Regions from separate parts of the Homo sapiens genome. Here region 1 is linked to region 2. Evidence: chromatin contacts called from ENCODE Hi-C or POLR2A ChIA-PET data. All regions are on one chromosome and are shown on one strand. The core of a region is the stretch at or near the end of the contact, and the rest is flanking DNA. Distances in the headings are between cores, read along the strand shown.

Region 1 (3,922 bases), core at 575-3,074, 590 kb before region 2:
GTGGGAATTTCACAGTTATTTGTGTCTTTTTAAAAATTGACCTATTCCCTTCCAGAATTAATCTCCATGAAAGTGGTACCATGTCTGTTATTGCCCTCCAATGAATTTCTAGTGCCTATCACAGCACCTGGCACACAGTAAATACTCAGTACATATTGTAGAATAATTACATGAATTCCGTTTTTCGGTTGCCAGCACCAATGGATAGAAGAAGCTTCTTTAAAGACCAGGGCTGTGCCTCCTTTTCACATGGAGCTCATTGAAGGCCACTTCGCCCATACCCCAGACCCTAGAAGAAGCTTACTGCATTAGCCCTAGTCTTGCAAATGGCTCTCTGGCCTTTCAAGAGGATCCGTGAAGGGCCTGGGTGAGGCGCTATGGCATCCATGCCTCTTCCTAGTTGTTCTCCTTTCCTCTTCTGCAGAAACTCTATCAACCAGGGACAGCCTGAATGCCTCCTTCACCAGGAAGCTCTCCCTGATCTTCCTTTCCCACCAGTAGGGCATTCATTCTGCCGGCTTTGTTACCAATAGAACTGATTTCCCTCTGTCCTTGTAAATGCAGCTGGCTATTGTCTGAGCTGTTAGCTCGTTTGCCCTCTGGCTAAGTCGCTAGCCCTCAAACAGGTGCCTGGGGTGAACCCGCTCCCAGCTTCCTGTTTTCCACTTTTCCTCCTTTGCCCCCATTGCTGCAGGTATACTGAATGCTTTTCAGTTTTTCAAACCCGTCATGATCTCTGGCACTTCTGGGGTTAGGCACATGCTGTTCTCTCTGAGTGAAACTCTCTTCCCGAACCTCCTCTCCATATGCTTAACTTCCAATTAGCTTCCCAGCCTTGGCTTCAAAGTTACTGCCACCTGGAAACCTTCTTTGATTGCCTAGGTTAGGCTGGGTGCTCCTTCGCTGTATTGCGTGTGCCTCCAGCCCCCTAATGTAGCGTTTCTCACACCTTGTTTACCCGTCTTCCCTGCTAGAACGTGCGCTCCATGAGAGCTGGGACAGGTCAGTGTTACCTCGCTCACCTGGCACATGGTAGGTGCTTACTAACTACTTGGTGAATGCACAAAAAATAAATTAAGGCTGCCTTAGTCACCTTTGTAACCCTCTGTCTCCTCTGCCATTGTTCTCTGCACACAGCAGAGCTCGAAAATATTTGTCGGGTGGAAGGGGATGGAATTGAGTCCCCCCAGGTAAATGCTTCTGGACATATCTCAGAAAGAGTGCTATACGGTGAGCTCCTCGCAGCGGGACCACTCTTGTCCATCTCTGTAGCACCAGCACAGGCCTGGGCACACGGCAGGGATTCCACAGTGCTGCCACATTACTATTTTATTGGGTATACTGAGAGCTCTGCCACCGCTGGCAAGCCCCTTTCTCTCTCTGGCCTTAGTATCCCCATTGTAAAGCAGGGATAATCACGTGACCTGCCTTCAGGGCTGTTTTGAGGGTTAAGTGAATTATGACCTTAGCACATGTAGTAGAGCGATGAGTATGAGCTATTGCTCTCCCCTTTGTCACCTGCCACATCACATCTGTTTTTTTTTTTTCTTCCGGGCAAGGGCTGGCTTTGAGCGCCAAGCTGTGGAACCCAGGCCGGTAGCAGCCGAGGCGCAGGCCCCAGGTCTCTCCGGTTCCCGCCCGACCCCGCGCCACGGTCCTCGCCGTTTTGCTTTCGAGACACACCTGGCTGCTGCCGCGCGCCCCGGGCGCAGCCGCCCTTGGCCTGGCGCCCCCGCCTTTTTGCGGCCGGCGCTCGTGGAAGTTTCCGCGGCCGGTGGTGAGTCACTGCCCTTTTTTTAGCAGCCGCGGTGGATGTGCATCATAATTCACCCAGGCTCCCGAGAGCCCGGCTGCTGCCGCCGCCGCCGCCGCAGACGTCAATGCAGACGAGCCCGGCGCTCGGCCCGGTGCGAGGGAGGAGACCCAGGTCCGCGCCGCTAGGCCGCTGCCCCGCTGAACAGCCGCGCGACGCCCTCCCCGCGAGCTAGGGGCGGAGGGCGCTGCGGAGCGCGCCCAGGAAGCTCACCCCTCGGGGGCGCCTTGGAGCCGAGGAAGGGCAGGCTGTGAAGACAGAGCGGGAGAAAAGCCAGGAAGCAGGCATCTGGGCGTCCGTCCACCCCTCATTCAGTCACCTGCTCTACCGTTAGCCATTCAGGCTCTCACACTAAGTCACTTAAGACCCCTCTCTTTCATCCATCCACCCACCCACCCATCCACCCGTTCGATCATTCATCCACCCGTCCACTCTTCTGCCAACCACCTACCGGCCTTCCTATTCAGGCATTTGACATACTAAGTTACTTAAGGTCCCCTCTATCCACCTGTCCATAGCACACATTTATTTACATCCCATCTCTCTACCTGTCTCAGTTCATCTATCCATCCATTCATCTATCCATCCATCCATCCATCCACCCACACCCTCACTCGTTTAAATTAGTATCTGTTATGCTGGATACTGGGAACACACAGATAATTAGGGCAGCATCTCAACCTGACTCTCTCAGAATTAAAGAAATAGGAGCGATAGAATTCTATTACAGTAGGATAAGAACTGTAGTAATAGTAATTAGAGTAATATAAAATAGTAATAATGTAGGCTAATGATAGTAACCCTATTACAGTAGGATAATAATAGTAATAGTAGCAGCTAATATTTATTGAGCATTTATTGCTAAGCAGTGTCCTTAGCTTTCCATATGTATATCTCATTGGAGACTTACACCAGCCCTGGGAGGTAGGTGCCATTATTATACCCAATTTTCAGGTGAAAGAAACAGAGGCTCACAGAAGTTGGAAAAGTCCAGTGCTTACATAGCTATTAAATGACCAAAATGGTTAGAAGCCAGTGCTTCTTGCTAATGTCCTGGCTGGCATTTGTTACCTGTAGAGGTTAGCATGTTAAAAGGAGTTCAGTTGGATCAGTTATGCCATCTCTCTGAGCCTTGCTTTTCTGTAAAAATAGGGACACCATTTAGGGATAAATGTGTACTGTATATTAGGCCTTGCATCCATTTGCAAGGACTGAAGTGTCTGAAAAACTTATTACCCACCAAGATTAGAGAATAAGAATAGGGTATGGAGAAAATGAGATGTGCCTATTATTATTATTATTATTGTTATTATTTTAATTTTATTATTACTATACTTTTAGGGTACATGTGCACAATGTGCAGGTTAGTTACATATGTATACATGTGCCATGCTGGTGTGCTGCACCCATTAACTCGTCATTTAGCATTAGGTATATCTCCTAATGCTATCCCTCCCCCCTCCCCCCACCCCACAACAGTCCCCAGAATGTGATGTTCCCCTTCCTGTGTCCATGTGTTCTCATTGTTCAATTCCCACCTATGAGTGAGAACATGCAGTGTTTGGTTTTTTGTCCTTGTGATAGTTTACTGAGAATGATGGTTTCCAATTTCATCCATGTCCCTACAAAGGACATGAACTCATCATTTTTTATGGCTGCATAGTATTCCATGGTGTAGATGTGCCACATTTTCTTAATCCAGTCTATCATTGTTGGACATTTGGGTTGGTTCCAAGTCTTTGCTATTGTGAATGGTGCCGCAATAAACATACGTGTGCATGTGTCTTTATAGCAGCATGATTTATAGTCCTTTGGGTATATACCCAGTAATGGGATGGCTGGGTCAAATGGTATTTCTAGTTCTAGATCCCTGAGGAATTGCCACACTGACTTCCACAATGGTTGAACTAGTTTACAGTCCCATCAACAGTGTAAAAGTGTGCCTATTTCTCCACATCCTCTCCAGCACCTGTTGTTTCCTGACTTTTTAATGATTGCCATTCTAACTGGTGTGAGATGGTATCTCATTGTGGTTTTGATTTGCATTTCTCTGATGGCCAGTGATGGTGAGCATTTTTTCATGTGTTTTTTGGTTGCATAAATGTCTTC
Region 2 (3,669 bases), core at 340-2,839:
ATACATCTTGTTAACTTTTAATATAGATTGAATGTCTATATGATGATGTTTAGGATATGTTAGGTTATATAAAATATATTGTTGATTTCACTTGTTTCTTTTTACTTTTTGAAATGACACTAATAGAAAATTTAAAATTATATTTGGCTTACATTATAATTCTAATCTGATATAAAGGACTAGCAATAGACTAGTTGCTTGTTGAGTGTTTTGACTGTGGAATGAAAATGCCTTATAGGGTTTTCCTGTATCTTCTGATACAGGAAATTGTAGAGCAAAGGATGTAAGTTTCTTGTGAACTAGACAGTGGCCCCGAAAGTCTGTGTAGGATTTTCTTGGGTCCTGTTCAAGAAGGCCTTTTAGATGGATGAGAAGACCTCAACAGGGATTGACCTTCCAGATTCCCAGGAGCTGAGAAAAGAGCCAAAAATGGCCAGTTGAGGGTGTATACCAAGCACCAAGGGTACTGCTGCAGGTGAGAGAGCCACAGTGATAGGAACGGTTTCAGAAGAACCCATAAAAGGGTCCAGGGGAAAATAAATCAGTTTTAGATACCTCAAGTCTAGGAAGCACCAGTAACAACCACATCATTGTAAGAGTCCAGTTAAGTAGGAACCTGCCTACTTCCCTCCCTCTCCTTCTTCCCTACCCACTTCAATCCTTGGTAAGTCAGAGAGAGAGGGAGAAGTGCTAGGTCAAAAAAGAGAAAGAAGCCAGCCACAACCTCCCCACCTTCTCTCCCACTTGCAGGTTTTCTATCTTAAAGCATAAAGGTAAAAATTAATGCTTTCCCTAGAATGCCTGAACTCTAGAGTAAGGGATAAGTCTCAACTTTAAATCTGTTTGAAAGTTTCAGTTATTATTAAATTGAGACAGTAACCTAAGCTAGAGTAGAAAAGTTATGGGACTTGCCTTGGATTTTATCTAGGGGCAGGAAAACCACTAATCTCTACAGAGTGGATTTTAAAAGACAGCAGAGGACAAAAATAATGTTGCTTTATGACTATCGTTATGAGTTGGCATATTTATTAACGGTAACATTCAATAATGAAGATATTTGCCAAGTTAGAAAGCTTGTAAAGTTTTAGTTTATGATGCATATACTTGTATTATAAATATGAAGCATATTTCTTAAAACTCTTCTTATCAGTGGCCATGGTCTTCTGTTTACTTAACTAAGATTCAACTTTCCAAAGTCCATAAACTATTAAGGAGCATGTTTTCTTCCAACTTAGATTTTAAAATAATTTTCTGGTGTTTTTCTTCATTTCAGTAACAAACTTTTTTGAAAAACTAGGTAATTTTAATATGCCATGATTTCTTAGGGTTGCCAACCTCTTGGAGATATTTCTAATAGTGGAATCCTGAAATCTAAAGAGTACATTGGGATTTTGGTTTATGCAGAGTTAAAAGTTGAAATAGGCAAATCAGAAGACAAACAACTTATTCTTTTGGAACTTCAGGGGAAATTCCACTAACAATATGACTCCTTCCTTCTTTTACGTCAGCAGGAGTAGTCTTCTCTTAAATACGCCATATGAGTCATATTCTTCTATGAAAGAAGATAAAGGGAGCCTGTAACCCCAGCACTGAGCACCACATGTGCTGGCATAGACTTAAGGGAATTTTCAGAGCTTAGAGGAAGTTTACATTGTGCTCAACAAGGACATTTAAATTTCATAGCTATAAACACAGTGAAAGCCAGATCATTTGGTGGCCTCTTGTTTTCTATATAATTAGGAGTTTTTCTTTTCTTTATGCCTTTATGATTATTTTTCACATTACTTTAGTATCAGTTTTTTAAAGGCCAAAATTAATGCTTTGTGAGATAAAATACCGTATGTGTTTATGACATAGTAGATTGTTGTAAGTGTTTGGTCTTATGTAAAAATGGTTGACATTTTTGTATTTTTCTAACACAAATTGAATTTTCCTTATTCAAAATGCTTGGCACCAGAAGTGTTTTGGATTTCTGATTTTTTTACATTTTGGAATATCTGCATTATATTACTGTTTGGAAATCCTTAATCCCAAAATCTGAAATCCAAAATACTCCAATAAGCATTTTCTTGGAGCATAATGTTAGATTTTAGGGCATTTTGGATTTTAGATTTTTGGATTAGGAATATTCAACATGTATATGGATAGAATACAAACAAGTCCCAAATTTTCATTTTGGTTTTCATTGACAAGAAGTGAGAGAATATGATTAATTATTCTAAATTAATCTGGAAAATAACATTCAGTAATCTCCAAGAAATTCTGAAAGGAGCAATGAGAGAGGACTTGTCCAATCAGTATGATGGAGCAGGGTGGTACCATCATTAGAATAGATCACTGAAAACAAAAAGTAACAAGTTCTTATATAGACCTAAATATGTAAAAGATTTTGGAGTTTACTACAGTGGCATTTCAAATTAATGAGAAAGGAATGGATGATTCCAGTAGCCAGTTTTGAGATAACCAGCTAAACATGTACAAAAAACAAACTTCGATCTTTATTTTCTTATTCCACAATAAATCAAATGTATTAATTTTTAAGTTAAAATTAAAAATTAGCTAAAAATTACTAAAAGAAAATACAGCTATTTGTATAATCTTGAGTGGGGTAGCCATGTAATAAGCCATGGCACTAAAGGTGGGTACTATTAAGAAAAAAAATGGTTTGACTATTTTCAATACATACTTTTATAAGAGAATAAAGTTATTTAAAATATTAAGACAAGGGACATATTAGAAAAATGCAATCATGTGACTAAGGATTACTATTTCGATCAGGCAGTAGGATACGTATTCTAGCAGAAAAATGGGCAAAGAATGTGAACATTTCACCAAATAATTGCAAATGTTTTCATATACTTATTGATAATGTTCAGTGCTGTTAGTAACCAACAAAATGCCAATTTAAAAAATTTGGGAAATATTCCCTGTTCTTCCCATCTCTAAATTATACTCACTATGGCAAGTTAATAGAAAAATAGCCACATTATACACTGGTAAATTGTTGCTGGAGGGCAGTCTTGACAGTGTGTCAAAGTCTTTAAAAATGTTTTTTTCTGATTCAGTAATTCCTAGCCTAAGAGAATATTAGGAAATGTGTTCCAAGTAGTTTATACAAGGATGTCATAATGTAAAAGCTTATTCATACAAAGCATTTTATAATTATGGAATATTTGGAAAGGGCTAAATGCAAATATCATGTCACATACATTCAGTGTACCCCAGGGTGTTCTTAGGACTACCTTTGGGTTGTGGGATTATAAGAGACTGAGAGTTTCCCATTTTGTTCTTTGTATTTCTGTGTTTAATGTAATGATCATGCGTAATCCCCAGTGAGAAGAATTTATTTAGTTTTTAGTTTTAACTTATGATTTAGTTATTTGGGGCAGTTTACTTGGCCCTCCAAAAATAAAGATTAAAAAATTATCAGAACAAATATTGTTGCAGTATGATCTTGAACAAGTAATTATATCTCTTGGATTTTATGCTTTCACCTATAGACCAGAACAGTTAAATATTGCGTACCTTTGGAAAAGAAGTTATGTATAAACATTAGCAACTGAATTGTCACAATACTGAATTAGACATTGTTTAAAGTTTTCTTCATATTACACATGGCATCACAGACGACCAGTGGAGATTTATGCTGCTCTTTCCAGATCAGCCCTA

Evidence for each region. Hi-C counts contacts between places; a loop is a spot of excess contacts on that map. ChIA-PET counts read pairs that join two places held with the same protein, here RNA polymerase II (POLR2A). Pooled maps may share reads with other maps.
Region 1: a pooled map shows a loop between it and region 2 (2.5-fold over the local background). The contact joins two enhancer-like sites. A Hi-C loop is called at or near these places in 3 of 50 pooled maps. POLR2A ChIA-PET finds 5 or more read pairs at or near these places in 2 of 52 experiments (A673 and activated CD4-positive, alpha-beta T cell).

What each region holds. Positions count from the first base shown.
Region 1 is chr5:159,771,358-159,775,279 of GRCh38, reverse strand. No RefSeq gene overlaps it. Among named protein-coding and RNA genes, the nearest start is that of LINC01847, 98 kb to the left of the region's middle. RefSeq lists enhancers at 293-800, 1,478-1,567, 1,216-1,728, 1,678-1,807, 1,729-2,243 and a silencer at 1,978-2,027. Within about 2 kb of position 1,824, at least 20 of the 41 ENCODE cell types and tissues checked have a DNase peak (open chromatin) inside an H3K27ac peak, as active enhancers do.
Region 2 is chr5:159,177,076-159,180,744 of GRCh38, reverse strand. All of the region lies in intron 4 of RNF145 (ring finger protein 145), which reads left to right. Among named protein-coding and RNA genes, the nearest start is that of RNF145, 31 kb to the left of the region's middle. Within about 2 kb of position 1,589, at least 12 of the 41 ENCODE cell types and tissues checked have a DNase peak (open chromatin) inside an H3K27ac peak, as active enhancers do.